6 separate regions of the Homo sapiens genome follow, and regions 2, 3, 4, 5 and 6 are each linked to region 1. A link is a contact called in ENCODE Hi-C or POLR2A ChIA-PET data. All regions are on one chromosome and are shown on one strand. Each heading gives the region's core, a stretch centred on a gene start or an enhancer-like site at or near the end of the contact. The rest is flanking DNA. Distances are from core to core; before and after follow the strand shown.

What was found. Hi-C counts contacts between places; a loop is a spot of excess contacts on that map. ChIA-PET counts read pairs that join two places held with the same protein, here RNA polymerase II (POLR2A). Pooled maps may share reads with other maps.
Region 2: a loop to region 1 is called in a map of CD8-positive, alpha-beta T cell, with 12 times the contacts of the local background. The contact joins the promoter of ANP32A here to the promoter of SKOR1-AS1 in region 1. A Hi-C loop is called at or near these places in 6 of 168 maps with a recorded cell type or tissue (B cell, CD8-positive, alpha-beta T cell, ascending aorta and 2 more), 1 of 37 single-sample maps with no recorded cell type and 14 of 50 pooled maps. POLR2A ChIA-PET finds 5 or more read pairs at or near these places in 1 of 52 experiments (activated CD4-positive, alpha-beta T cell).
Region 3: a map of IMR-90 shows a loop between it and region 1 (6-fold over the local background). The contact joins the promoter of SMAD3 here to the promoter of SKOR1-AS1 in region 1. A Hi-C loop is called at or near these places in 6 of 168 maps with a recorded cell type or tissue (CD8-positive, alpha-beta T cell, IMR-90, MCF 10A and 2 more), 5 of 37 single-sample maps with no recorded cell type and 17 of 50 pooled maps. POLR2A ChIA-PET finds 5 or more read pairs at or near these places in 2 of 52 experiments (WTC11 and activated T-cell).
Region 4: a loop to region 1 is called in a map of GM12878, with 3 times the contacts of the local background. The contact joins the enhancer-like site here to the promoter of SKOR1-AS1 in region 1. A Hi-C loop is called at or near these places in 1 of 168 maps with a recorded cell type or tissue (GM12878), 5 of 37 single-sample maps with no recorded cell type and 8 of 50 pooled maps. POLR2A ChIA-PET finds 5 or more read pairs at or near these places in 3 of 52 experiments (Panc1, activated B cell and activated T-cell).
Region 5: a pooled map shows a loop between it and region 1 (5-fold over the local background). The contact joins the enhancer-like site here to the promoter of SKOR1-AS1 in region 1. A Hi-C loop is called at or near these places in 1 of 37 single-sample maps with no recorded cell type and 4 of 50 pooled maps. POLR2A ChIA-PET finds 5 or more read pairs at or near these places in 3 of 52 experiments (GM12878, activated B cell and activated naive CD4-positive, alpha-beta T cell).
Region 6: a loop to region 1 is called in a map of CD4-positive, alpha-beta T cell, with 5 times the contacts of the local background. The contact joins the enhancer-like site here to the promoter of SKOR1-AS1 in region 1. A Hi-C loop is called at or near these places in 7 of 168 maps with a recorded cell type or tissue (CD4-positive, alpha-beta T cell, CD4-positive, alpha-beta memory T cell, HCT116 and 3 more), 19 of 37 single-sample maps with no recorded cell type and 16 of 50 pooled maps. POLR2A ChIA-PET finds 5 or more read pairs at or near these places in 2 of 52 experiments (B cell and activated T-cell).

The regions. Positions count from the first base shown.
Region 1 is chr15:67,837,046-67,841,457 of GRCh38, forward strand. It overlaps SKOR1-AS1 (SKOR1 antisense RNA 1), which reads right to left and starts at 1,834. Exons shown (of 3, transcript NR_120345.1): 1 at 1,665-1,834; 2 at 45-388. It overlaps RNU6-1 (RNA, U6 small nuclear 1), which reads right to left and starts at 3,000; the gene lies at 2,894-3,000. RefSeq lists enhancers at 1-314, 2,938-3,890, 3,346-3,395, 3,891-4,412.
Region 2 is chr15:68,818,272-68,822,683 of GRCh38, forward strand. ANP32A (acidic nuclear phosphoprotein 32 family member A) reads right to left here and starts at 2,624. Exons shown (of 7, transcript NM_006305.4): 1 at 2,427-2,624. The coding sequence starts at 2,480. RefSeq lists silencers at 1-415, 466-705, 2,576-2,825, 2,876-3,035, 3,106-3,165 and 1 more and enhancers at 741-1,322, 1,323-1,904.
Region 3 is chr15:67,063,610-67,068,021 of GRCh38, forward strand. It overlaps SMAD3 (SMAD family member 3), which reads left to right and starts at 1,993. Exons shown (of 9, transcript NM_005902.4): 1 at 1,993-2,751. The coding sequence starts at 2,546. SMAD3-DT (SMAD3 divergent transcript) reads right to left here and starts at 573. Exons shown (of 6, transcript NR_135686.1): 1 at 1-573. RefSeq lists enhancers at 241-1,011, 2,551-3,319 and silencers at 1,770-2,259, 2,430-2,589, 2,740-2,789, 3,040-3,099, 3,120-3,209.
Region 4 is chr15:67,083,496-67,087,907 of GRCh38, forward strand. The region is part of intron 1 of SMAD3 (SMAD family member 3); the gene reads left to right. Among named protein-coding and RNA genes, the nearest start is that of SMAD3, 20 kb to the left of the region's middle. RefSeq lists an enhancer at 195-274. Within about 2 kb of position 1,821, at least 10 of the 41 ENCODE cell types and tissues checked have a DNase peak (open chromatin) inside an H3K27ac peak, as active enhancers do; they include GM12878, where a contact is called at or near this core.
Region 5 is chr15:67,107,599-67,112,010 of GRCh38, forward strand. The region is part of intron 1 of SMAD3 (SMAD family member 3); the gene reads left to right. Among named protein-coding and RNA genes, the nearest start is that of SMAD3-AS1, 37 kb to the right of the region's middle. RefSeq lists an enhancer at 1-390. Within about 2 kb of position 2,158, at least 26 of the 41 ENCODE cell types and tissues checked have a DNase peak (open chromatin) inside an H3K27ac peak, as active enhancers do; they include GM12878, where a contact is called at or near this core.
Region 6 is chr15:67,238,513-67,242,924 of GRCh38, forward strand. The region is part of intron 1 of AAGAB (alpha and gamma adaptin binding protein); the gene reads right to left. Among named protein-coding and RNA genes, the nearest start is that of AAGAB, 14 kb to the right of the region's middle. RefSeq lists an enhancer at 2,368-2,457. Within about 2 kb of position 2,464, at least 4 of the 41 ENCODE cell types and tissues checked have a DNase peak (open chromatin) inside an H3K27ac peak, as active enhancers do; they include B cell and CD4-positive, alpha-beta T cell, where a contact is called at or near this core.

The DNA.
Region 1 (4,412 bases), core at 584-3,083:
GTGTTCTAGTGGCACTCGGTTCATGAGGCTAGCAGGGCACTCACCTCCCTTTGTTATTCTTGGTTGTAAGTGTCTGTTGCCCTAAGACTGAAAGTAAGTCCACAGCAGGGGTCACACCTTGCTTTTCCTTGCAATCTTCAACACAGGGCCCAGGGCTCCACAGGCACACAACACATGTGTAGATGAAAGGCTTCCAACTTTGCGGTTCATCTAGGTGCTGAAAATGTCTGAGGGAAGGAATCCCTAGGTGCTTCTGGACAACAGCCACTGATAAGCAATTAAGCTCATTTGCATAAGGTTAATTAAACACAGGTTTACTGCTCAGAAAGAAGATCCTTCATCAATAGGATTCGTTTTGGGAGCAGGTATCAGGTAAGTGATTGTTAACCTAGAAAAGGAAAACTTTGTTCCTGTTCCAACTGTGTCCTAAAGGGGGTATTCCTTCACTCCGTCATACTTTTCCAGGTCACTGGCACACAGGTCCACCCATTCGTAGCTACCCTGCTCTAAAGCCTTGATCCGTTGCAAACATGTGACTCCTGCCTTGAATTCAGAACACCAACAAAAGCAGAACTGGATCTGCATGCTCTTCCCATGAATTCTAAACAGCCTCATCTCCTCTCTCCATCCTCAGATGCTTGGCTAAGAGCACAAACTCTGGAGCCAGATTTACTGAGGTCTCAATGCTGCCCTGTCATTGATGAGTGACATTGGGCAAGTTGTTGAATCTCTCTGTGCCTTAGCTTCCTCATCTATAACATAGGGAGATTAACAGTACCTACTTCATAGAACTGTTTTCTGTTAATATATGTAAAGCACTGAGAACAGCTCCTGGCATACAAGAAGTGCTATTGTATTGGTGTTTGCAAAGATTACAACTCCCTCTGAATTCACTTTCCTGAGACTCAAGCCAGGAATGCTTTTAGAGTCCCAAAATGTACCCCAGTCCATCACCCTCCTCTCCTCCAGGGGCCCAGAAAGGGGGCCCAGAAAGGAGGACAAACCGGTGCTTTTTCAAGCCTGGACTATTGAGCTTTCTGAAGACACATTCATAAGAATCTACAAGCACAGAGGTTGGAAGGGCATCCTGCAACGCCAATGCATGGACTATTGAGTTTCTGGAGACACATTCATAAGAATCTAGAAGCACAGAGGTTGGAAGGGCATCCTGCAACGCCAATGCATTGACTCTATGTGTCCAAAGAGGCGAAGACTTGCCCAAGTTCCCTCAGCAGGTTAGTGCAGAGGAAAGGAAGTCAGCCAGGTCTCTGGATTTTCTGGGGCTAGGAACTGCCTGTCTTTTTCCTAATTTCTGTTCTAATCTTTTCTTTTCTTTTAAGTAGCGACAGGGCTTCACCTTGTTGGCCAGACTGGTCTCGAACCCCTGACCTCGGTATCCTCCCAGCTCAGCCTCCCAAAGTACTAGGATTACAGGCGTGAGCCACTGCGCCCGACCAGTTTCTTTAGAACAATCTCAACAGTCCTTTTTGGGCCAAGTCCTTCACTCTTGGATTCTATTTTACTCCCCATAACACCCCCTTCCACATACGTAGACTAATAATATTCCAGTCTGATGGGTTGTCTGTGCTGAAAGAGAGGGAGCCACATCGACATTGGTCGTTTTCTTATTTGGCATCCCAAGGGAGACATTTAAAACTACTCACCCAATTGCCCAAGTGGCCTCCAAAGAACCAGATATCTCTAGGGGAAGAACAGAAATCCAGCCAACAAAGATTGTCCTCTAACGCCTTACATCGAAGGCCCAGAGCCAAGGAAGAGGCGGAGATGTCCCGCAGTCCCCTATGCTCGGCTGTTACCTGGAAAGGATCATTTCACTTCCACTGAAGAGAAAAGGAATGAGTCCTGAATGGAATGCTGCCCGGCAGCTCCCAGCGCCCGCTGGTAGAGTACCCGCCGCTGTCCCTGGGTGGCTCCGGGGCTTCGAGCCTAACAGTCCTCCTGCGGCGCGCCTGGAGGCTGGGAGCTGTGCGGCCGCTCCCGGCAGATCGACTGAGGTCCCAGTGGCCGCAGGGCCCACGTGCATGCTGAAGCACTAGCAAAGCAGTTGCACCATTTTTCTGTTGGAAAGATATTTCAGAAAACATTGCCTAAGTCATCGCAGGAAATCTGAACGTGGTTGGACTTTGTTTCCTCTTTGTCTTACCACTCGGGACTGTGTTTTTGTAACTCAATTACCTGAGACCTGGGTCCCGATCTTTTCAGGGTCTGTGCCTCTGTAAGTCTTATCAGGCTTTACCTCTCAGTGATTGGTGTAAAATGATGACAGTAAAACAGTAAAACCCACAGGGTGGGGCTGTCAGGAATTTTTTAAACATTATTTTATTTTTCTGCCCCCTCCCCCTTTTCTTTTTTTCTTTTATTATTTATTTATTTGGTCTGGAATATTTCAATGAAATATTGGTGAAGCCCTTGACATATGGTAGATACTCATTAAGTGGTGGCTTTTTTTTTTTTTTTGATTCAAAGGATTCTGTCACTCTTATTGCAAGTTCCTCATACGTTTATCGTTGCACTAGTTCCTGTTATGTTTCGGAGCTGAAATGGATCAACTTTGGCAAGACGAAATTTCCTTAAGTGTAAGGTACTGCAATACTCAGGATTGTGCAGAGGGAAGCAGAGGCAAGATGGGAAAGATCGCAAACTAGGGCCCGAGGGCCAGAGGCAAAATGCACCGCAGAGATGAATCTGCCTAGGCCCCACCTCCTTCTATTCCGTCTCCTAGGACTACTACATTTTATTTGTGTTAAAAGATATCACCTGTAGATGAAAGGTGTTTTCAGTGGTAAACCGTGCACCGGCGTATAAACGTGGTGTAAAAAAAAAACCAAACAGAAAAACAACCTGATGTAAAAACAGAAAAACAACCTGATGTAAAAATATGGAACGCTTCACGAATTTGCGTGTCATCCTTGCGCAGGGGCCATGCTAATCTTCTCTGTATCGTTCCAATTTTAGTATATGTGCTGCCGAAGCGAGCACGGTGTTTCGTCCTTTCCACAAGATATATAAAGCCAAGAAATCGAAATACTTTCAAGTTACGGTAAGCATATGATAGTCCATTTTAAAACATAATTTTAAAACTGCAAACTACCCAAGAAATTATTACTTTCTACGTCACGTATTTTGTACTAATATCTTTGTGTTTACAGTCAAATTAATTCTAATTATCTCTCTAACAGCCTTGTATCGTATATGCAAATATGAAGGAATCATGGGAAATAGGCCCTCTTCCTGCCCGACCTTGGCGCGCGCTCGGCGCGCGGTCACGCTCCGTCACGTGGTGCGTTTTGCCTGCGCGTCTTTCCACTGGGGCCGGGGCGGCGCGGAGGGTTCAGACGCGGGCTCTTACTCAAACGCTGATCCCCGAAACTACCGAGCAGTGTCTGCGCGACGCGAAAGCATTTTTGGAGCGAGGGGCCATGGTGCCCATGGGATTCCCACGGGTGTTGGACTCGGGACCCCGAAAAGGTTGCGAGTCGCTGGTTGGACCCTTCCCTGCGCGGGGACCCGAGAGACGTGACCCTAGCGAGGCCTGGGGCCACCCACTGTGGGCTGGAAGGGGCCGACAGGGGTTGCGGCGGGGGATCGTGGGGAGGGTTGGCCAGGGCGCGCCTTCAGCTTCCCCTCGGCTTCTCGGAACTAGCTCTCTGCATTCGGAGCCAAGGCGATGAGGGTGTCTGCTTTGGGACGCAAACTTCCAGTAGTGGTGGAAGTCTGGGAAGGGTCACCACCGTTTGAGCCAACATTTAGAAAGAGCCAGGCGCTTAACCTAAATGGTATCATTTCCCCCATTTTGCAGTTTAGCAAACAGGCTCTGGGAGGTTAAACCATCTGCTCCAGTGATCCTGCCACTGGTTAAAGTAGTTGGGATTTGGATGCGAGTCTGGTTTCAAAGACTTTTTTTTTTTTTTTTTTTTTTTTTTTTTACGCAGTGGAGTTTGGAAAAGATTTGAGACCACAAGTGCAGCCTCCGCTTTCCTTGTTAGAGTTACTCCAGAAGCCCTGACCAGCTCAGACTTTCCTTCCTACTTCCATTCCTTCAACAAATATTGAACATCTGTGGTGTCAGCACCCGGGCTTCAGGGATGCGTGAGTGGGCAGGGTTGCTATGGTCATGGAGCTCGGTTCCAGCAGGGGAGCCAGGCAGACATGAAAGAGCCCTCTGGATGCCGAGACGTGTGCTGTGAAAGTGTGGCATAGAAAGTGCCTGGGGGATGATGGCCACTTCAGTGGGGCAAGAGAGAAGGTGACATTGGAGCTGTCATTGATGATAACGGCGGCAGCGCTGAGGGGACGGGGACCGAGATCCAGGCAGAGGACCTTGCAACCACCTGACTCAGTGTCACCCATCTGGGCCAGCCCTTCCCGGGAGACCACTGTGGTGGTAGTTG
Region 2 (4,412 bases), core at 1,374-3,873, 980 kb after region 1:
GGCATGGCCACCAGCTCCCGGAGCCCAGTTGGGAGAGGTGCCGAAGGTGGGTGTGTGGGGGGCCCAGGGGCAGCGCGGCGGGGAGGGGCGCAGGGGGCGCGCTCCGGGAGCCATTTGTCTTAAGAACGTTTAAAAAAATACAGTTCCTCCTCCCCCAACCCTTTTGTCCCTCTTTCGCTAGCTTTCTCCCCCTCCCCCGCAAATGTGCAGAAAGTGCCCCCTCCTCCGCCACCCGCGCCCCACCCCGCCTCCAGGCAGGGGGCAGGCGTGTGGGCCGCGAGGCTGGGAGGCGAGGGGGCGAAGCGTGAGAAATCGCTCCCAGTACGGCGCGGTGCGCTCCCCTCCCCAACACACACACACACTCGTGGAAGTTTAAAGAGCCGGTTCGACCCGCTTTCCTGCTTGCTCCCGGGGGGCCGGCAGCGTCGGTCGGGTTCGCCAGGCCAGCCGCGCCCCCGCACCCACCCGCGGCGACCCCGGCCCCGCGCTTGGCGCCCTTCCCCCTCCGCGCAGGGGGCTTCCGGAAAGTACGCGGGAAGACCGCGGCCCCGGCCCCCTCCCCCATCACCACACCCAGCCCCCAAACGCTAGGCGCCGGGTCCCGGCCGGGACGAAAGCGGCCGGAGAGAGGCAAACCGCCCGCAAATAGTGCGCGGAAACTCCGGCCTCCACCGGCGGCGCCCCCTCCTCTCCCGCGGCCGCCCCCTCCCCGCCCTGCGCGCCATAAGGCACTCGCACGTCTCCAGTCCACAGCTGCGTTAAGGCGGGGAGGGGGTAGACAAAAAGGATCTTGTTTTCAAAAGTCTCACTCAGGTTTGGGGGAGGAACTAGGGAAAAGAGGAAGCGAGGCCTGCCTTCGCCGGGATTCGGGTTTAACGGGCTAGAGGGGCGACAGGCCAGCGCACGGTGCTGCCCAAACTCCCAACTCCATGGAGCTCGGGCCACCGAGACTGGGGGCGTCCTCCCGCCAGCGCGTCCCCGGTCCCCCCAAGGGGCCAAGAGGGGAGCTGGCCAGGGTCTCCGCCCCAGAGCCGCCAACTCGCCGAAAACACTCAGGTTTGAAAGCGAGAGGGAGGCAGAAATAAAAACCAGCGTTCGAGTCACCCACCCTCACCTTCCCCCTCCTCAGGGGTAAGCTTTCGCTCGAGCCTCGCGATTCCCACCCGTGTAAGTTTCCTCCGGCCGTGCTCCCGCCGCTGCCCAATCAATAACGGCGGCTAGCGGGCAAACTCCCATCCTAGAGCTGCGTGTTTGCCATGCCCGCATAAACGTGGACCCAGCCAGTACCCACCACGGGCGCCAGCTCCGGGCAGCTCGCGTCCTGACAAAGTTTCCCGTGCCCATTTATTAAGCAGGCGCCGAATGGCTGCCGACAAGCCCAGCACTGAGAAAGACGGGCCGGGGGTTCGAGCTGGGGGGCACCAGGGCCCAAAGGCTGGCATCTTGGGGAAGCCGGAAGGAGCTGGGGCGAGGGGGCACCGGGACGTAGCCTTTGGGCAACTTGCACCAGCGATCGCTGGAGGCAGGGAGACGCGGGGATTATCTGTGCCTTAGCACGTTCGAAAATCCCTCCCCCTCCTTCTAATTTATCCTCCCTTCGGAAGGAAAGGAAGAAACATCAGCATCTGGCCCGAAGGTGGGGTGGAAAGAGTGAGGGAGAAAGAGGAGGAGAGGAAGGGAGGCAGAGAAAGGGAGGGAGGGAGAGAAAGGGCGCGTTCACGAACACTACAAAGTTACAAATATGGCTCCCCCGTCTCTCGCCTCATCACTGCAAAGAAATGAAGACGCACTTTAAACTCCAGCCATTCCCAACTCCGCTGCAGCCCCCTCCCCACGCGCTCTCCCCGGGGGCCTCGGCCCACATTTATCAGAAACTAAACCGGACTCGCGAAGCCCCAAACTTATTGTGTGTGCGAGCGAGCGAGCGAGAGAAAGGGAGGGGGGAGGCGCGGGAGGGGGGCGGAAGGGGGGATACATTTATAAAATGTAAAACCCCCTTTTTTTGTTGTTAAATCCAGGAGGCAGCCCCTCTCCTCCTCCTCCCTCGTTAATCTTCCCCCCAGACGGAGTCACGGGAGCAGCGATCTCCGAGGGTGATTTCGCCTCATTCTCTCCGACCCAAACGCGTGCGCCCGCCGGCCCCCGATGGGTGCACACTCGCACGCACACTCTCGCACCCACACTCGCACACGCGGGAGCACACGCACAGGTAGTCACACACCAAGGGCAGCGGCGGCGGCAGCCGGAACATGCTCGGATGGCATTGCAACCCCCCAGCCTTGCCAATTCGCTTGCAGTCCGACCCCCAAACCCGCACCTCCCGGGCGCCCCCCCCCAAAAAAAGTGCCTCCCCCCAGCGCGCACACACACACACACACACAAAGTAGGAGAATGGACCGACAGAGATATTTTTGGCAAATGCTCACATCAGAGGGCGTCCTGTTCCGCAGCTCTAAATGAATCCGTCTGCCCATCTCCATCTCTCGCGCTCTCTCTCTGCAGAGGCTCCCGCGCCGGCGGAATTCAATCAATAAACCCCGAACCCACGGCCGCGCGTTTTAGGACTTTGAAGGCTCAACCAGCTCCGCTCGGTTCTCGAGCCCCCAGCACCCGCGGCGCACACTAACCTGATCGCCGTGGAGGCGGGATCTGCGGCCCCATGGACGAGCGGCAGCGGCCCGAGCCAATCGCCGCCGAGGGTCTCCGGGCAACAGCCAATGGCAGTGGCGGCGGGGGGGGGAAGGGACCAATGGGCGGGCTGCGCAGCCGGCCAGGGAGGCTCGGCCATTTGGTAGTGGTGCCGGAGACGGACCCCTTTAGATTTCGGGGCGGCTGAGGAGCGCGGCGGCTGCTCTGTGGCTGAGTGAGGGGGGTGGGCGGAATGGCGGGGGAAGGGAAGGTGACTGTGCCTCGAGGGCCGAGCCGCCCGGCCTTGCCAGCCAGCCGCCGCCTCAGCGTTCGGCCGGGGGCGGGGCCGCAGGTGCGTTCTGCGAGGGGGAGGGGCGCGGCCGGAGGGGTCGGGTCGGGGTCCCCGCCCGGCCGAGGGCTTCGCGGGGCGGCGCGACGGGGTTGCGGAAGGAGGCGGGCGGCTTGAGGTCCGGGGACCGCGGGCTGCCCAGCGGGAGGGCAGATGAAAGGCCTGGAAGGAGGAGAGGGGTCAGGGTGCAATGCCGGGAGGGGCTCGTCGGGTCCCGGGTCCGGCGGCTCGCGCTGGGGAGCGTGGCTGCCCCCGTCACCCCCACCGCGGCTGCCCAGCAGCCCGCGCGCCCCTTCCCCTCCGGCCTCGTCCCTGTCAGGCCGCCACCATCGCCACCCTCGTATACATAAGTCAGTAAAAGCAAGATGCTTCCACTTTTGGATGACTTACCGCGCGGTCGCGACCCTTCCCACGAAGAGGCTTTTCACTTTGCTGTCATATTAGGTCAGCTTGGAAGAAGTGATCACCAAGAGACACCCAAGATCTTGTTTAGGCAATAAATGAATGAAGACCATGGATTAAGAACCGTTGCTAGATATGTAGAATATTAAAAGGTGGAAAAGGAAGGTGCTCATAACTCCTGGTTTTCTGGACCAAACATAATTTCTGGGCTTTATAGACCTAGTGAAAGAGAACGGCGCACGGTTTATTCTAATCGTCCACCTGAGTCATTCGGTTCGGTTTGGGTTGCCAAGGAGGCTCTAACTGGAGCCCTTTCTCCTGGTTTTTCGGCGTGGTTGCCTTGGGTATTTTTGAATCACATTAAGTTTTAAGAGACCTTAAAGCCCCGATGCCCACTGGGTTACCGACTTACGGCACTAAGTTGGCTGCCTGTGGCTGTTAATAAACCACGGGGATTGTTGTCAACGAGGACAGATACATCCTTACCTTTCCACACGACTGTATTTTAGTGTTTGTTTCTACATGTCTGCACTCTTCCCCACACGCCTCAAGGTAGTTTTTCTGGATACATATGTTTATTTTTCAGGAACAGGAGTTCAAAGGAGAGATAAGCCAGTATGTATGTTGCAAAGTTAAAATACTGTTGCATAATAGCAATCCAGTTTCATTCTTAGACATACGAAGTTGAGGAGGAAATAAAAAGTGACAATGTAAATAAAACACATACAGAATGCTTACACTGGGGAAGAAGCTGTAGTAACTTTAATATTGCAACCTGATGGATTGCAAGTGTAAAGCCCTGCAACTAAGGATTTTACTCAGTAAATTCTTTCAGATAAAATGATAAATGGAATTTGAAGTCTGATGTTTACTCTGATTAGGTGGGAAATGCACCATAAAAGTTAGAAGTCATTGTTTTATTTTATCTGGGTATAAATAGTATAATTTATTTAACTTGTTGACTTGCCTGTCATCCTCAGATTTTGTTAATCTTATTGAAGCCTATTTGTATAGTTGGAATTTATTCTAAGTT
Region 3 (4,412 bases), core at 743-3,242, 770 kb before region 1:
CAGAGCTGCTCCGTCAATGTGTGTTAAACTTATTTGACCTCCCTCCACCACTTTTCATGGCATTAGCAATGCAAACCTTTTCACATGAGCTTCCCACAGCCACCCTAGGAGATCGCGAGGGAAGCTACCTCTAGCCCCATTTTACAGGTGAGCAAATAATCCTTGCAGTGTTACAACAGTGTGCCCGTGTAGAGAACTGTTTTGCAAAGAGCTCGATCAATGATGTCATCTTTGCCTTCCGTGACCCAGGCAGCTGGGTGCAGTCTCAAGATCGGAGACTGAGGCTTCAACAAAGTATTGGGTTCAAATTCCAGCTCTGCCACTTGGAACCCTGAGTAAGTAATGTAATCTCTCTGTGCCTCCGTAAACGTGAGGCACAGGAACATCTACCTCACCAACCACTGTTAAGACTGAATCAAAGGGCAGCAGGCGGACTACCCGGAATGAAGAAAGCAATCAATAAATGTGGATTGTGTCATCCTTGTCTCTCTTGACGGACGGGAAGAGGAGAGTGAAACCTAAGACCACAGCGGCAGCGCGTTAACAGGAGGACCAGCAAGGAACGGAAGCCAGGTTGTCAAGCCTCAGTTGGCTTTCACGTATTCTCCTTTTCAGGCGGGTATTTAGGAAGAGAGGAGGGTGAGGAGCACAGCGCACTTCTGCAGCAGCAGCTGCGGATTGGCTTGTGGGAGGCGGTTCTCCGGAGCAAGGCAAGGGCCCCTGCCGCTTCTGGGCTGACTGTGGATTCCGCCACACCTCACAGGGCTTTGTAACTCCCCACCCACTTGAGGGTTCCAGATAACTTTTTTTTTTTAACAAAGCAGGGGTGGGGGTGGGAGATTCCTGCTGTTAAAAACAAACAAAGGGCTTAGACACCGGCTAGTCGGCTGCGGGAGGCAGCAAGAGAAAGGCCGAGGGGCCTGGAGTAGCTCCTGAAAACCGCCGAGGGCCCTGCGGGCAGACGCCCCTGAATTCTTTTGGTGGGGAGAAAAGCCGCGGAGCTCCCCAATGTGCCAATTGGTTTGTTGTTGTTTTGCTTTTTTTGAATACACAAACTCTCCGAAAACTCCTGTCTTGCCCCACTTTTTTGTGAGTTCATTGCTTTGGAAACAAAACTCTCTTCCATTTATTGGCAATTATCAAATTTCCGATCCTTCTCTATCAGGAGATCCAGCAACAAACACCCTGTTATGTAAATTTCTTTCAAAGATAAATTCGAAAGCCCCTCCATTCATTCCTTCAAGAACTCAACAGATGTCCTTGAGGCTCATTTTCTGCCGGGCACTCGGTTCACAAGGCTCAAGAGACCCCTGGCTCCAGCCATTGTCCAGGTTGTCACTGGTGTCCCCAGCTCTCCACTTCTGAGGACCCACTTCTCACCCCCTCCTCCTCCGCACACGTTCCCGAGGCTCTCGGCCGGTGTGATCTCACCGACTAGAGAATAAAAACAGCCCAGGGGCGCCGGCGCCGGCCAAGGGCCTTGACGGGGATCAGCAAGCGCGAGGCCAAGTGCGGGCCCCAACTTCCTGGGCCCGGGCCTTCCGCGCGCCCCCTCTCGGGCTCGGGTCCTCTCCAGGGTGCACTCGCGTCCGGACGACGCTTACTTGCTGCGAGTCCAACCCTCTCCGGCCCGCAACTCCAACCGAGCCGCCCGAGTGTGGACTCCGAGAGCGGACGCCACGGGCCGCGCTCAGCCCTCCCGCCCGAGGCCCCTCTCGCCGTGTTTCCCAGGACTTCCTCCCCGCGCCCGCCCGACTTCAGGTCGGGGCCGCGCAGGGTCCCGCGCGCTCCAGCCAGGACTGCCGCCGCCCGGGTCGCCCACGTGGGCGTGCTGGGCGCGGGGTGGTGGCCGGCCGGGCGCCCTCCCCGGAGCAGGGGGCGGGCAGGGCGCCCGCGGGAGGAGGTGGCGGGGCGCGGGGGAGGAGGCGGGGAGCCCCGGCGGCGAGGGGGCGGTGACAGCACTTGGAAAGGAGGCTGCACGCGGATTTGCATGAAACACAGACTGGGAGCGGGCGGGAGCGGGAGCGCGGCGCACGCCCCGGGCCGGCCCAGCCAGCGAGCGAGCGAGCGGCGAGCCGGGAGGAGGAGGGTGGCGGGGCGGTGAGGCCGCAGAGGCGGAGGGATCTGCGCATCAAAGCTAGCGAGGCGAGCGAAGTTTGGCCGGGGGTTGGACTTTCCTTCCCGGAGGCGGCACCCAAACAGCTACCCCGTGCGGAAACCCAAACTTCTGCTGCCACTTGGAGTCTCGCGGCCGCCGCCTCCGCCCCGCGTTCGGGGCCTTCCCGACCCTGCACTGCTGCCGTCCGCCCGCCCGGCCGCTCTTCTCTTCGCCGTGGGAGCCGCTCCGGGCGCAGGGCCGCGCGCCGAGCCCCGCAGGCTGCAGCGCCGCGGCCCGGCCCGGCGCCCCGGCAACTTCGCCGAGAGTTGAGGCGAAGTTTGGGCGACCGCGGCAGGCCCCGGCCGAGCTCCCCTCTGCGCCCCCGGCGTCCCGTCGAGCCCAGCCCCGCCGGGGGCGCTCCTCGCCGCCCGCGCGCCCTCCCCAGCCATGTCGTCCATCCTGCCTTTCACTCCCCCGATCGTGAAGCGCCTGCTGGGCTGGAAGAAGGGCGAGCAGAACGGGCAGGAGGAGAAATGGTGCGAGAAGGCGGTCAAGAGCCTGGTCAAGAAACTCAAGAAGACGGGGCAGCTGGACGAGCTGGAGAAGGCCATCACCACGCAGAACGTCAACACCAAGTGCATCACCATCCCCAGGTGGGGGCCCGCCCGGGGGGGACCCGGGGTCACGCCGGCCCAGCCCCCTGGCACTGCGGGGCCGACCCAGTGGGGCTGGAGATGGGAAGAGGGAGAGAGAGGGAGGGAGTGAGACTGTGTGGGTGCGTGTGTGTGAGAGTGGGAGAGCGCGGGCAGGAAGGGGGTGGGGGGACCCCAAACAAAACCATCTCTGATTTGCAAAGATCAGAGCCCGAGGCTTCCACGCGGCACTCTGGCTTCCACACCTCACATTCCCTTTCCACCTCCGGGAGGGGAGAGCGGGTTGCTGCGGGACTCGGCCGCCCCCACTCCGGGGAGCTGGGGCTGGAAGTTGAGGCCCGCTTTGTTCGGCTCCGCGGGCCGGAGCCCCTCCTCCGCCGCCGCCTCCCGCCCCCGCGGCCCGCGCTCGTGGAGGTGGTGGTGTCTTTGCGTTTCTTTTCTTCAGTCGGGTCTCCCCACTTTCCTCTACAGGAATGCGGTCCGTACAGCTGGGGCTGTGGGTGAGGAGCGGGAGCCTAGTGATTGACAGATTCCTTCTTCGTTCTTTCTTTGCCTTCGGGATTAGCATTTTTATCGAGTATTTTTAGACTCGGTTGTGCCAGTCTCCCGCCCCCTGAGCATGCACGCACTTTGGTTGCAGTGCAATGCTCTGACTTCCAAATGGGAGAGACAAGTGGCGGAAAATAGGGTCTTCTCCCACCTCCCACCCCCCCATCCCGACTCTTTTGCCCTTCTTTTGGTCCAAGAGATTTTGAAACCGTGCAGAACGAGGGAGAGGGGCAGGCTGCAGCCGGGCAGATAACAAAACACACCCCAAAGTGGGCCTCGCATCGGCCCTCGCATTCCTGTAGAGCCTTCCTTCCCAAAGCGCGCTGCCATCTGTCTGGATCTCCTTTATCCTTCCCGTTGCGCGCTAGCTAGGTCGGGCGGGAGCCCACAGATGGCTGATAGAAGGGGTCAGTGACTTCACTCCCCCAGGGCCTTCCTTAGCTTAGATGTGCCTGGCTGGGAACTGGGGGTGCGGGTACCTTGGCTTCCTGTCTCTACCTCTCAGCCTCCTTTGATGCTGAACCAAGGGAGAGAGCGTGTGTGTTGGGGGCTGGCTCTTTTGGGGGTCCCAGGCTGCCGAGGAATGAGTAGAAAGCACCAGGGACTGTCAGCCGCAAAGGGATTGTCATCCCTGCTCCTGGGCCAGGGTGGACTCCATCCTTGGCCACCTGCTTGGGGCAGTTGTACAGGGGCTGCCAGGCGAGTCAGGCAGGCACAAAGCAACATCTGTCCACGGGAACCGAGGGCAGGCCTCCCCTGGAAATAAATGCCACATATGGTGGGAGTGCGGACTTAAATTTTTTTTAACTGGGTGGATCCAGTCAATAAAGGGGGAGGGAAGGCGGTGTGCTGTCTGGGGAAGTCTCTGGGCGTGTGATCGGGAGCCAGAATTGACTTCAGAGGAGGTGGTGTGATGTGATGGTCAGAGAGACCTGGGATTTGGTTCCAGCTCTGGTTGTTAATTCTTCTGTATTCCTTCCGTGGGGGTGGCTAGGGTAGAGTGGGTGAGTATGCTACTTCTCTTTCTGGGGAGGGGTCTGCCAAACCTACCTTCTCCTTATCTGCCTGGGTGCATTGAAGACAAGTGCTTTATGTATTGAAACAGAAGAAAA
Region 4 (4,412 bases), core at 571-3,070, 750 kb before region 1:
CTGTGTTTTTTTATTTTTATTTTTTGCTATCTGCTTTAACTTCAACGATGAGAAAATCAAACCATATGCTGGACATCATTCTGCCCAGCTGGGCTGAGTCAGAATTGCAGTTCAAACTACTTCTGCTCTCCCTGGGTTTCGTGTGCTTTCAATGTGGGGATATCTTCCAGATCTGCAGTTCTCCAGAGCTAGGGACCCCTCAGCTCCAGCTGCTCTCTGGACAATACCTGAACATCCCTACAATATCTGAAATTGAATGTTTGCCATTTCTTCTTCTTTCTCCTCACACAACCTACTCTGATGTTCATGATTACTGGAGCCCCCAGGTTCTAAAAAGTGTTGAATTAGCAAGTGAACAAATAAAATGAGACCCAAAGAAACTGTGATCTTAGCATCCTGTTTTCTGGGTGAGGTTGAGGGTCCTTGGCCTCTCTTGCTGGTGGAGATGGGCTTTATGACTTTGGGGAAGTCAACTTGACTTCCTGGGTGTTGGTCTTCTCTTCTACAAAATGACAAGCTTGAAGGGAGAATCTGAAAGAATCTGTGTATCCGTTCTCAGATTTTCTTTTTTTTTCTTTTTTTTTTTTTTTTTTTTTTTGAGATGGAGTCTCGCTCTGTCGCCCAGGCTGGAGTGCAGTGATGCGATCTCGGCTCACTGCAAGCTCTGCCTCCGGGGTTCATGCTATTCTCCTGCCTCAGCCTCCCGAGTAGCTGGCACTACAGGCGTCTGCCACCACACCTGGCTAATTTTTTTTTTTTGTATTTTTAGTAGAGACGGGGTTTCTTTGTGTTAGCCAGGATGGTCTCCATCTCCTGACCTCGTGATCTGCCTGCCTCGGCCTCCCAAAGTGCTGGGATTACAGGCATGAGCCACCGTGCCTGGCCAGTCTCAGATTTTCATGATAGCCCTCTGAACTCTCCTTGGCTTCTTGCCTTTGGCTGTTTTCTCAATGCATATATTTTCCTGGGGGACAAATCTAAGTTTTCATCTGATGCTCTGCCTTCAGAGGGGAACCATTCCTTAATGACCTATTTAATTGTATTATCATTGTTGTTTAATTCATCACATATTTACTGAGCTTCTTTTGTTGGTGGTGGTGCCATCAGACACAGTGGTCCAGGAGCTGCAATGCGTTGCTGATGAGGATGGTCACACATAGCTCTGCCCTCATGGAGCGTCCCAGGGTGAAATGAGACCTCCCCTGAGAACCGACTCCCAGGGTAGGGGAAATCAGTCTGCAGGCAAAGAGGAATTCAAATTTAGCCTGAAGCACAGGTTTTCTGTGCTTCTAGGCACCGGCTGCATTCCAACCGTAGTGCCATAAAAATACAGGAAGGAAGGGAAACGTGTTCACAGGTTGGTTAGAGATGTGGAAACCAACAATCAGCTCTCTCTTATCCGTAAGAAACTAGAATCTACTGCTGGCTTCAGTCCCTCAGACCTGCTGCTCAACAGAGTGCCCTTTCAAACCTGGGTTAGACTCTGTGCTAATGGCTTTTTTCATGAACCTCAGACAGCCGGAAAGTATATTCTTTGAGGATTATGATCGACTAGGATGCTCGGGAATCTTTAAAGAGAAGCACTATCTTGGCTATATTTGCCCTCAGTTGTTTTAAGGCCAGTGAGGAGACTGAGCATTTCAGAGGTGAAGCATTTAGAGGATGGCCTCTGAAAGCATACGGCTCAGTAAACAACTGACCCATCCTTTGTCACCGTTTTTGTCCAGCGGCTGTCACCATAGGGGCTCCTCTGGTGTGGAGGAGAGAGAATTAGAGGCAGCAGGCCTGGGTTCTAGGTCTGCCTCATTGTGAACCAGCTTCAGGACCTTGGGTGAGTCACTTTTCTGCCCTGGCCCCTGGCTTCCTCTTCTATAAACTGAAGGTGTTGGCTTAGCAGGATTTTAAAGTTTCTTCCACCTTAAAAACTCTGATTCCTGCACTTGCATTCAAAGAAATGACTCTATTACTCATTTGAATAGTTTCAGAATCACTGTATAGTCAACTCTGGACTAGAAATGGGGGCCTGCAGTTGAGGACAGGATGGAAAGAGGTTTGGGGTTCAGGGTGGGCTGTGAGGGCTAGGATTCTTGATTCCTCATGATTTGCAATTGGTTGTTGGTGTTACCATGGAAGGTTCTCAACCATGGCTGCTTTTAAAAATTTTGATGCTCAGACCACCCCTGGAGACCAGTGAATTTCAAATTTCTACAGGCCGGCCTGGGGAAATCCATGTTTTTTAACTTTCCTAGGTGATTCCGGTATGTGGCCGGGATTGAGAATCACAGCCATAGATGCTTATGTAAAGCTGTGTTCAGTGTTACAGGCATCTGTTCTGGGTGGAAAGTGATAGTGGTTGGTCAAAAAAAAAGCGTGCACACACACACACACACACACACACACACACATACACAGAGAACAGCTCTAGGTTCTGGAAGTGTGTTGATTTGGTCACCACAAGTGCTGGTGGTGAGTAGTTGCCCTGAGGTTTGGAGTTCCAGTTCCCTCCTATCTCTGGGTCAGTGGTTTCTCAACATCTTTGAAGTAGTGAAACCATCTGTAGTTGGTTATTTCTGCTCAGAAACTCACAGTACAAAGTGGGGGGTGGTGCAGGGGGGTGGAGCTGGAATGGATTAAACAGGCCCTTACAAATGCCCACACTTTTTTCATGAAACTAAGTTAGAGGCCTTAGCCAACTCCAGCATACCTTAGTGTCAGTTCTTTGGCATTGCCCCGGTGGATTCTAGGGGCTGTGAAGGCTGTAGGGGTGTGTGTTACTCCCTGCTGCTTTGGTGAGAGAGTGTCCCTGTCTTTGGCTGAGAGCATCCTGTCCTGCCACTTCATCAGCAGTAGCATCTAAACAGCCCTTGAAGGGAATCAGTATCTACAGCCTAAGAAATCTGATGGGACACATCTCTCTGCATTAAAATATTAACAGAAAAGGTCAAACTGGGAAGGGGCAGCTAAGTTGGAATATCTCATTCAGGTAAAGGGATGGGCTTGTGGATCCTTAATTGGTGTGAAATGCGCCCTAGGAGGGGAGACTATATCAGTGCTGAAAGCCCTTGAGGGCTTTCACAGATGAAGGGGGATGGTATGAGAAGCTTTACAAATAACAAGGTTTGAGATGCAGTTGTAGACACATGCCAGATGTAGGTTGCTATTTTCTCAGCTCAATGAGGAATCTGTCAAGGCACTCTTAGAAATGGAAAATATAGTTCCTGCCCTCAGGAACTATAGTGTCACGTGATAGCAGTGAAGACCTTCTATGTCCTGGCCACACAGTGAGGATCAGAAGACAGAGCATGGAGAGTGGAATGGGACACATGGATCAAGGAACGTGGACCTGAGCAAGCAAAAGCAAGTCACTCGGGTCCCACTATCACATTGCATATCTTCTCCTTTTTTTTTTTTTTTTCTGAGACGGAGTTTCGCTCTTGTTGCCCAGGCTGGAGTGCAGTGGTGCGATCTCAGCTCACTACAACCTCCACCTCCCAGGTTCAAGCGATTCTCGTGCCTCAGACTCCCAAGTAGCTGGTATTACAGGCGCCTGCCACCACACCTGGCTAATTTTTAGTAGAGATGGGGTTTCACTATGTTGGCCAGATTGGTCTTGAACTCCTGACTTCAGGTGATCTGCCCACCTCAGCCTCCCAGAGTGCTGGGGTTACAGGCATGAGCCACAGCACCAGCCTCTTCTCCTTTCTAACGTGATGTCAGTGTCTCTGGGAAGCAGCCTTAGTTGGCACCTCACTGGCAGCAAGAATGACTTCATGTTCTTGCTCCCATGAAAATTCTCTGCTTTCAGGAATACACTTTCCTCTAGGTTTTTTCTTTGTCTGCAAGTGGGGGGGTGTTCTTTGCCAGATCCCTGCTTTGATGATTACCATCTGCCCACCTGAGTTTCCTGCATAGTTTCAGTTGGAAACTCTTTTCTCTTTGGACCCTAAGATACCGTGTAATAGGATTGTTCTTGGTTTCAGTAGGCACCTGGCACCCTCTCAGCTGTGGCTGCATTTCAGGTATGGATGGGAGTGATTATCTGTGCATCAGAAAACTCAAGATTGTCATGTGAGCAAGTTGTGTGATCATCAGTAAATGCAGAGCTGGCTTTGTTAGGCCCTGGTTGTGGCCAAGGCTTTCCTTTCCCGGCGGGTGATTATTCCAGATTTCATGGTCACTAGCTGAGTGTAATCAGGAGCAGATAAGAAAGCCCTGTATAGAGCAAAGTATGCATTTCTTAAGGTGGTGGGGGAGGTGGCAGAGGCATTATATAGACGTGTGTGTTTGTGCATGTGTTTAAAAAAAGACTTATATTTTCTGGGCAGCAGAACTTAAGTTTCCAGTAAACATCTCCTCCCTTTTTACTTTACCTTTTAATTTTGTGTTTATGGTCTCTGTGCTTTGAAATTGTT
Region 5 (4,412 bases), core at 908-3,407, 730 kb before region 1:
TGCCACGGTCACTTGGTTTGCCCAGCCTAAGTCACTGCCTGTCGCTGTGGTTATTGCATGGACAGGGCCTCCCTCTGTCCCTCCACTTCCCTTCCCTGCCCCATACTGTTGCCCTCACCCACCCCAAAGCCTCACCCTTCCCTTCCATAGGGATATGGCCTGATAGAGGAGGAGCCATTTGATTTTGACTATTGTTGAAATTGAGTGGGGAATTTTGGGTTTGTTTTAGGTTTTGGAAGGGAGGATTATCTGAGGCTTGAGGCTTCTGTGATACTGACATCTGGTGTGGAAAGTCATCCTCCCTCACCTAGGTGACTGGGCCTCCAGGTCATCTCCCCGAGCAGCCTCCCTGGATCTGCTCTCCTCTCCCCCCCACCCCCCCACCACCTCCCGCGCTGTGCCCAGGGTGATCTTTCTAAAGGACAGATCTTGCTTCAGCACCTCCCTGGTTAGAACCCTTCCGTCCAGTGGTTCCTAGTGCTTCGGGGATAACTCGCCTTGTCCCTTGGGGTCTGCACAGCGTCCTCCATCTCCTCTCACTTGGCCTTGCCCTCGGGGGCTCCGGTAAGAAGCTTTCCAACCTGGCAGCTGCAGACTCTGTGCGGTTGTATTATTGCTGTAAATGGGCAGGGATTACGCATTTGTGGAGTGACTGATTTCAAGTACAACTGCCACCATGGGAGAGGTCTGTGAAAATCACTGGAATTGAAAATGACCATGCTTTGCCCAAAAAGGTTGAGAATCCCCACTCTGATGATACTAGAAGCCTGCTTGCCTCCCCACCCTGTGCCAAGCCATTTCTTGCCTCCTTGCTTTGCCCATACCAGCCTGGAATGTCCCAAGCCTATTCAACTTACTTCCTCCAAAACGTAGTCCCATCTTGATCTCCAGGAAGCAGCCTTCAGATGCCCCCTCCTCCTGGCCACTGCAAATGTGTCCCCCCAGCTGCTGAGCATGCCTAGGTCTGACACACACCACGATATGTTGAAATCATTGGTTTCTGGGTTATTCTTCTCACAGTCCCAGGCAGTGAGCCCTCAAGGACAGGGGCTCCATGGGACTGGTCTCTGGGTCGGAGGCCAGGACCCAGGTCACTAAGGGCATGTCACTCATCTGGACCACAGCTCCCTGCCTTGTGGTGTGGACTCTGTTCTCTGCACTGGGCTCGTTCTAAAACGGAGCATTTGGTCCTTGCAGCCTGCCTTGTGGTTTATGACTTAGTAGATTGAAAATGACAGTTGTGCTCTATTTTCATTTGGAAAGAAAAAAAAAAGTGGAAAACCAGAGATTGCACTGATCTGGAGGTAGAGAGAAAACTGTGGAGATCAAAGAAGATATTATGTATTATGAATGTTACACAGATCAAGGCATGTTTGAAATAGGCTTAATTTTCCTCAAGTTGGCTTTTGTCTCACAATTGAGTTCTTGTTGACGAAGACCAGTTATTATTCGTCTTCGTGTCTCTGGAGTCTAGCACCTAGCACGGTGCCTGATAAAGCATGGTCACTTCACAAATACTTGTCGAAGAATGCATGGGATGAATATGCATTTGGGTATTTTTAATGCTTGATGATTAGAACATTCTCATGGCTTGTTAACTTGTAAGACATAATTTTCATTGTAAGTTCTTTGTGTGTGCAAATGCTTTTTGTGTGGAATGCTTGCCATGCACTGAAAAATGCTTTGTGATAGCAGTTTTGAAAAATTGAGTCATTTTGCCCTGATTGAAGCTGGGTGACCTTGTGCAAGTCACTTTAACCCTCTGGGACTTGTGGCCCTCATCTGTAAAATGGGTAGAAGGTCAGAGTGGACCTCGTGGCCTGAGAGGCTAGTACCCCATGCTGCATGTAAGTCTTACATCCTCCTCTTTGGTGATTGGATACTGACCCTCTCCCCAGGGGTTCCTGCACAGAGCTGGAATTCTCTCTGGTGTCTTTGCATTCTAGTGGGTGGAATGCCTTGTTTCTCAGTAGCAATGAGAAATGTTAATGTGAGGTTATGAAAGCAAGCCAAGAGCCATGGAATAATTAAAACACACACGCACACAAAGAAGGAAAAGCGAGAGGGGGAAACACACTTAATGGACAAGGGATGAGTAAAACCCAATGGACTGAGAAAACCCCAGAGCTGAACTTCACATGACCCCGCGTGCTGCCTGCAGTTGCGACACCCGCGTGCCCCTTACGCTCCGCCGGCCTCTCAGTGATGTCAGTGGGCCATGGGCCCCACAGGAAGCAGGGGCTGCCATCAGCCTGGTGGAGCGTGCCAGCCCGCTCCTCCTCCACGGCCCACTTCCCACCCACCCGGGTCTCCAGATAACATGAAGCCATAGCTCCCAGGCTCGTCAGCGGGGGAAACCAACTCAGTGCTTCTCAGAAAATAGAACCCCAGCCCATTAGTGATGTCCACGCAGGCAAGAGATGACCAAGAAGAATGTTTGCCTTTTAGGAGTTCTCTGCCTGAAACCAGCAGGTTTCCTTTAGGGATAGGGTGACTGTGCTTGCTGAACACCTCTAGGTCGTCAGTGAATGAAATAATTCATTCTGTGCTTGAGTGTCTAAGACCCAGGGGGTTTAGGAATAATTAGGATACTGGCTGTACCCTTGGAGTTCTGTGCTGCTTGGGGGATACGACTCAAACTCACAGACATCTGTGGCTCAAATCAAGGCATATAGATGCAGTGACTCTTGGAACATTCGAGGGAGAATCACCACCTCTGCTGGTGGAGGAAAGGCCAGGAACTGCCCACCTAGTTTTCCCATGACCCCAGCCTGTAGCGGGATATGTCAGAAGATTTGGATTTAGAGGAACTTGGGTTTGACAAAATAGAAGTGTATGTATATAAACAGAGTTGGGAGTGATGGGGGATAGGATGCTGACAGCACCTTGGTAGTCCCTCCCCCTACGTGACAGTATTGACTTCATAGTGTTGTTGTGAGGCTTGAAGAAGATACAAGAGGGAAGAGGAGCGTTCCTTGCCGTGCAGATGCAAATGCTCATTGTTACTTGTTCTGCCTCTCTGTGTCTGTGACATCCAGCCCTGTGTGGGCTACCCTGGTTGCAAAGTGGGCCTCCTGCCGTTGAGCAGCTATGGTCCAGTGGGCAGGTACACCACAGTCATGGAAGCCTAGTTAAATCATTACATAATAGTTAGCTCTGTATGACCAATCTTTTCTTTAAAGAAATTCTTCCTTTTGGAATAATCGTAGATACACAGAAAAACTGTACACAGATAATACAGAAAGTTCCAGTGTACCCCTGACCCAGATGTCCGTAATGTTAACATCTTGTATTACCATGGTACACATGTCAAAACTCAGAAACAACATTGGTACATTACTAGTAACACAAGTCCAGACTTTATTCAGTAAACCTTTTGAAAAATAATAGCTTTATTGGCATATAATTCATACACCATAAATCTGCTCTTTTAAGGGATATGATTTAGTGGTTTTTAGTGTATTAATGGAGTTGTACAACCATCATCACTATCTAATTTTAGAACATTTTCAACACCACAAAAAGAAACCTCATACCCATTAACAGTCACTTCCTGCCCATCCCCCTTAGCCCTGGCAACTTAGTCTACTTTCTGGTTCTCTGGATTTGCCTCTTTTGGACATTTCATGTAGATGAAATCATACAATTTGTGGACTTTTGTGTTTGACTTCTTTCACTTAACATATTTTCAGGGTTCATCCATTTGTAGCATGTGTCAGTACTTCATTCCTTTTTATGGCCAAATAGTATTCCAGTGTATGGATATACCACATTTTGTTTGTCCTTTCTTCAGTTGATAGACATTTGGGTTGTTTTCACTTCTTGGCTATTGTAAATAATGCTGCTACGAATATTTGTGTACAAGCTTTTTTTGTGGAAATGTGTTTTCATTTATCTTGAGTAGATACCTAGAAGTAGAATTATGGGGTCATTTGGTAGCTTTGTTTACCTTTTTGAGAAACTGCCAAATTGTTTTCCAAAGTGGTTGTGTGGTTGTACCATTTTACAGTCTCACCACCAATGTATGAGGGTTCCAGTTCTCCCCATCCTTGTCAACACTTGTTATTGTCTGTTTTATTTTAGCCATTCTAGTGGATGTGAGGTGGTATCTCATTATAGTTTTGATTTGCATTTCCCTATTGGCTAATGATATTGATCATCTCTCCTTGTGCTTTTTGGCATTTGTGTTTTTTGTTTGTTTGTTTTTGAGATTGAGTCTTGCTGGGATGTCCAGGCTGGAGTGCAATGGTGCCATCTCGGCTCACTGCAGCCTCTGCTTCCTGGGTTCAAGTGATTCTCCTGCCTCAGCCTCCTGAGTCACTGGGATTACGGGTGTGTGCCACCACACCTGGCTAATTTTTGTATTTTTAGTAGAGACAGGGTTTCACCATGATGGCCAGGTTGGTCTTGAA
Region 6 (4,412 bases), core at 1,214-3,713, 600 kb before region 1:
GAAGGTGGCATAGTAACACGTGGCTGTGTTTCTAAGAGCTGAATACTGGCACAGCTAACACACATACCACAATATGCTGATAAATACACATATAAAAGAAAGAAACTAAAACAAGGAGCAAAGCAAAAAAATGTATAAACTAACTTTTTAATGGTGAAAGGAGCCACCACATAAAATCAGTCTTAATTTTTTTTTTTTTTTGAGACGGAGTCTCGCTCTGTTGCGCAGGCTGGAGTGCAGTGGCGTGATCTCGGCTGACTGCAACCTCCACCTCCCGGGTTCACACCATTCTCCTGCCTCAGCCTCCCCAGTAGCTGGGACTACAGGCACCCGCCACCATGCCCAGCTAATGTTCTGTATTTTTAGTACAGACAGGGTTTCACCATGTTAGCCAGGATGGTCTCGATCTCCTGACCTCGTGATCCGCCCGCCTCGGCCTTCCAAAGTGCTGGGATTACAGGCATGAGCCACCATGCCCACCCATTCTTGGGTAATTTTTAAAAATAGCAAACTGAGTATTTTTTAAAGGAGAGAAGCACAAATAAGAAAATACAGTAATGAATTCACTTGTTGCTAAGGGGCAAAGTACAAAGGCAGGGGGACTAATATTCCTGTCATTGCTATAATCAGTTCTTGATATTTCCTAAATTGGTTGTATTGTTAAAAACTGATATCAAAAAATTGGGGTTATGCTTTCTTTGCTCCTCGACATGAGAAATATAAAATCACTTAAAATGGCATTACTAACTGCAATTTAAAATTACTAACTGCAATTTAAAATATTTAGATCCATTAATGATGGCTAATTTTATTAATGTTTAGAACACAAAAGAACAAAACAATGTTTGTTACTCAGAGTGCTTACAATTTCAATTTTATACTTTCATTTTCAAATGATTAAGACATTTACTTAACATGGAGAAAGAAGCTGTTTCTTTCTCTTTTCTCCAAACCTAGACAGGAATGGAACCAATAAGTTGGGAAAATGAATTTCACATTTCAGTGTTTCAGTAGCTAGTGGGCTTTGGTTTTTGTTTTATTCTCTGTGCTGCCTAAAACAAGTTGATAGCTCAATTTACTTATCAGATTTTTTTTTAACATTTTATGTCTAATCAAACACTTTCTTCAAGGCTGCATATGGACTTTATTATCACATCTGTGCCATATTAGAGCTAGGGAGAGAATAGTAAAGACTGTCTCATTCTAATTCTTATTACCAATATCATAATGTAGAGTTTAATTTAAAAAATGTAAATGTCTACACTAAATATAGCTTTCTTCCCTCATGTTTTCTATTTGATTTTCAAATGCTTAACAAGTTTATTCTTTTCCAAATTAAAATGAAATTATTCAAACTGTGCACATGGCTAAAGGTTTCTGGAGAGCAGCTAATATAATTCACTCATTTTACAGATGAGGAAACTGAGGCCCAGGAAAAAAGAAGCCACTTGCCTAATAGGAGCAGAGCCTAAAACTGGATTCAATTCGCCAACATTCTTTCCTACTACACCGTGATGTTACAATACTTAGCACCTGAGCTGGATCACACTTGAGTCTCTAATAATCACAAGCCAAAACTAGTCTATAGACCTAAAGGATCCTCTGCCCTTTTAGGAACACCAAAAATAATAGCCAGAATAGGGGCACAATTATATACGGATCTGCAGCACAATTAACCCATCAGAAAACTGTCTATGACATTCAGGTATTTATATGTCAAAGATGAGTCACAGTGATCTTGAGGTTTTTTTGTTGTTGTTTTTTTGTTTTTTGCCAGACTTCCTAGAAAAACCTGCAGTGGGCTCCCTTCTTTGTCCTTCACTAAATTATTATGTTGTAGACTCCGATATGCACAAAGAAAATCAAGAGCAGCTTTCCCCTCCTCCTGGTCGATGCCAGCCTGTCTCATTCACACTGTTGGCAGCCACCTGGTGGAGCTGTAATACATCATTTTTTAAGAGACAAACACTAGGTGTTTACTTGCCAGGTCTGTTACTACAAACTCCATTTCACAGCTTACAATAGTTAATTTGTAGTGCTTTTACAAAGGAAGTTAGATGCCAACCCAGTTCTAGTAGCAAACATAAACCTTTCCTTCAGTATTAAGTGCAAGTATAAACCTCTATCCCGATTTGAGAAACTTTTTACAAAGCCATCAATTCTCCAGTAACTCCCATTTACTTTCTCACATCCTTGGTCAACTTCTTTTCCCTATAATCTCATATGGTAAGTTACAGGAAATAAGATTCAAGAGCTTTGAAGGAAGCCATGTGCCAAGGCAACATTTCAGTTCAGTAATCCAACATCTTCCTCTTTTTAATCAGCTTTCTACTGTTCCCTGCATATCCTAATAATGATCCTTCCCTCAGAGAAAGTACAAATGTGGTAACCAATCAAATGAAAGAAAAGAGGCAGCTGGCTTTCTATGGTTCAGAATCAATAACAGGTGATACTCTCTTTAGCATGAATTAGAAGGCAACATGAAGTTCAAGGTGAATTCCCCAAACACCACAAATATCTGTTCTCCTACACACACACACACACACACACACACACACATTTTATCTATATATAAACATGCACACACACAACCCTTACCTTATGTCCTCACCTATCCACCTCAGCCAAAAAAGACAAATGCATTCTAAACTAGGCATGTTGATACTGTTATGGATTTTTTGTGTCTCCTTCAGTAGTAGGGTAATTAAGTACACTTTTAATATCAGTAGTAGTGCACTTAACCAATCATGACATTCTTTGTGAAGCAAAGTTGTCCAGTGGTTAAATCATATTTTCTATGCCCTGAGGGAAGTGACAGCTGCCACCTCAAATCAAGATGATCCTTCCGGAAACCAGCACTCTTCTCAGAATGCAAAGTTGGTTTTATTCTTTCTCATAAACTGAAACTGCCTTGACAGCCAAGCATCATAACCTCTCACCCCAGATATGAGTGTCTTTCATGGGATCCACTCTTCTGGAGACCCAACATTCTTCTTTCTTCCCTTTGTGAAGCCAGTACTAACGAGAAGGGAGAAGAGCATGGAAAATAGACAGCACAGACCTGGGGTCGGACAGGCCTGCATTTGCATGCTGGCTCTCTGCAAAGCCTTGGGCAGATTAACCTCTCGGTGTCTCATTTCCTTACCTGCAAATGGGGATGAGAACACTCCTCAAAAGGCTTAAATGAATTCAATGAAACTATGTCTAAGAAAGTGCAGGCACTGGGCACAGTAAATATTCATTTCCTTCTTCCCATCTCACTTTTTTTCACATTTGTGACAGCACTCCTGACTAGAGGTAGGTTACAGATGCACTGAGGAGTTAGTAAGATACATTACAATCAGGAAATAACCATCTCCTTTAAGCTGCTCTAGCCTTGCCCTTCCACCCCAGACCACCCCCTAAAATAAAGTTGAAATTTTTCTTTTCCACTGCTAAGGCATATGCTGAGACAGAAGAGAAGGCAATTAGGAAAATTATAGGAGGCAGCAGAGTCTGACGTCAGCTGAAAGGAAAAGTAGCTATTATGAAAGAAAAGAACTGAGCAAAATATGACTTAGGAAAAATTCAAAACCTAGAGTTTTCATTAACCAGCAAGCGAAAAGACAGACTTTTAAAAATCATATCGGGGCCGGGCGCGGTGGCTCACGCCTGTAATCCCAGCACTTTGGGAGGCCGAGGCGGGTGGATCATGAGGTCAGGAGATCGAGACCATCCTGGCTAACAAGGTGAAACCCCGTCTCTACTAAAAATACAAAAAATTAGCCGGGCGCGGTGGCGGGCGCCTGTAGTCCCAGCTACTCGGGAGGCTGAGGCAGGAGAATGGCGTGAACCCGGGAAGTGGAGCTTGCAGTGAGCCGAGATTGCGCCACTGCAGTCCGCAGTCCGGCCTGGGCGACAGAGCGAGACTCCGTCTCAAAAAAAAAAAAAAAAAAAAAAAAAAAAAAAAAAAAATCATATCGGATTCATACTGTTGCAAGCAATTACAATTTCTTACCCACAACTTCATGAGAATGTCATACAAGGTGGGTGCTGCTCTGTCAAATATTTTGCAGTAGTTGTGAAAAGGTTAGTCCCTAAATACTGAAAGTAGATTATACTGCTCCAGTGGAAAGGGACTTTGTAGCATGGTAGTATTTAAAGGTTAAAACTGTGCAACATTAGAGTTGACTTTACAGACAAATGTCAGGAAACTCATATCTGAGATTCCCTGTGTAATCATACCCCAGTCTTCTGGTGCAAGTTTATGCAGTATTTGTTGCAGTTTATATGACAGGTCGATCACTGGAGTAGTATGGACTTGCTGAGGTAAGAGTCACTGGAGTAGCATAGACTTGCTGAGGGAAGAGTAACTGGATTGACTTAAAGCAACATACTGCTTTAACAATAGTACAGAGATTCTGGGTTGCTTA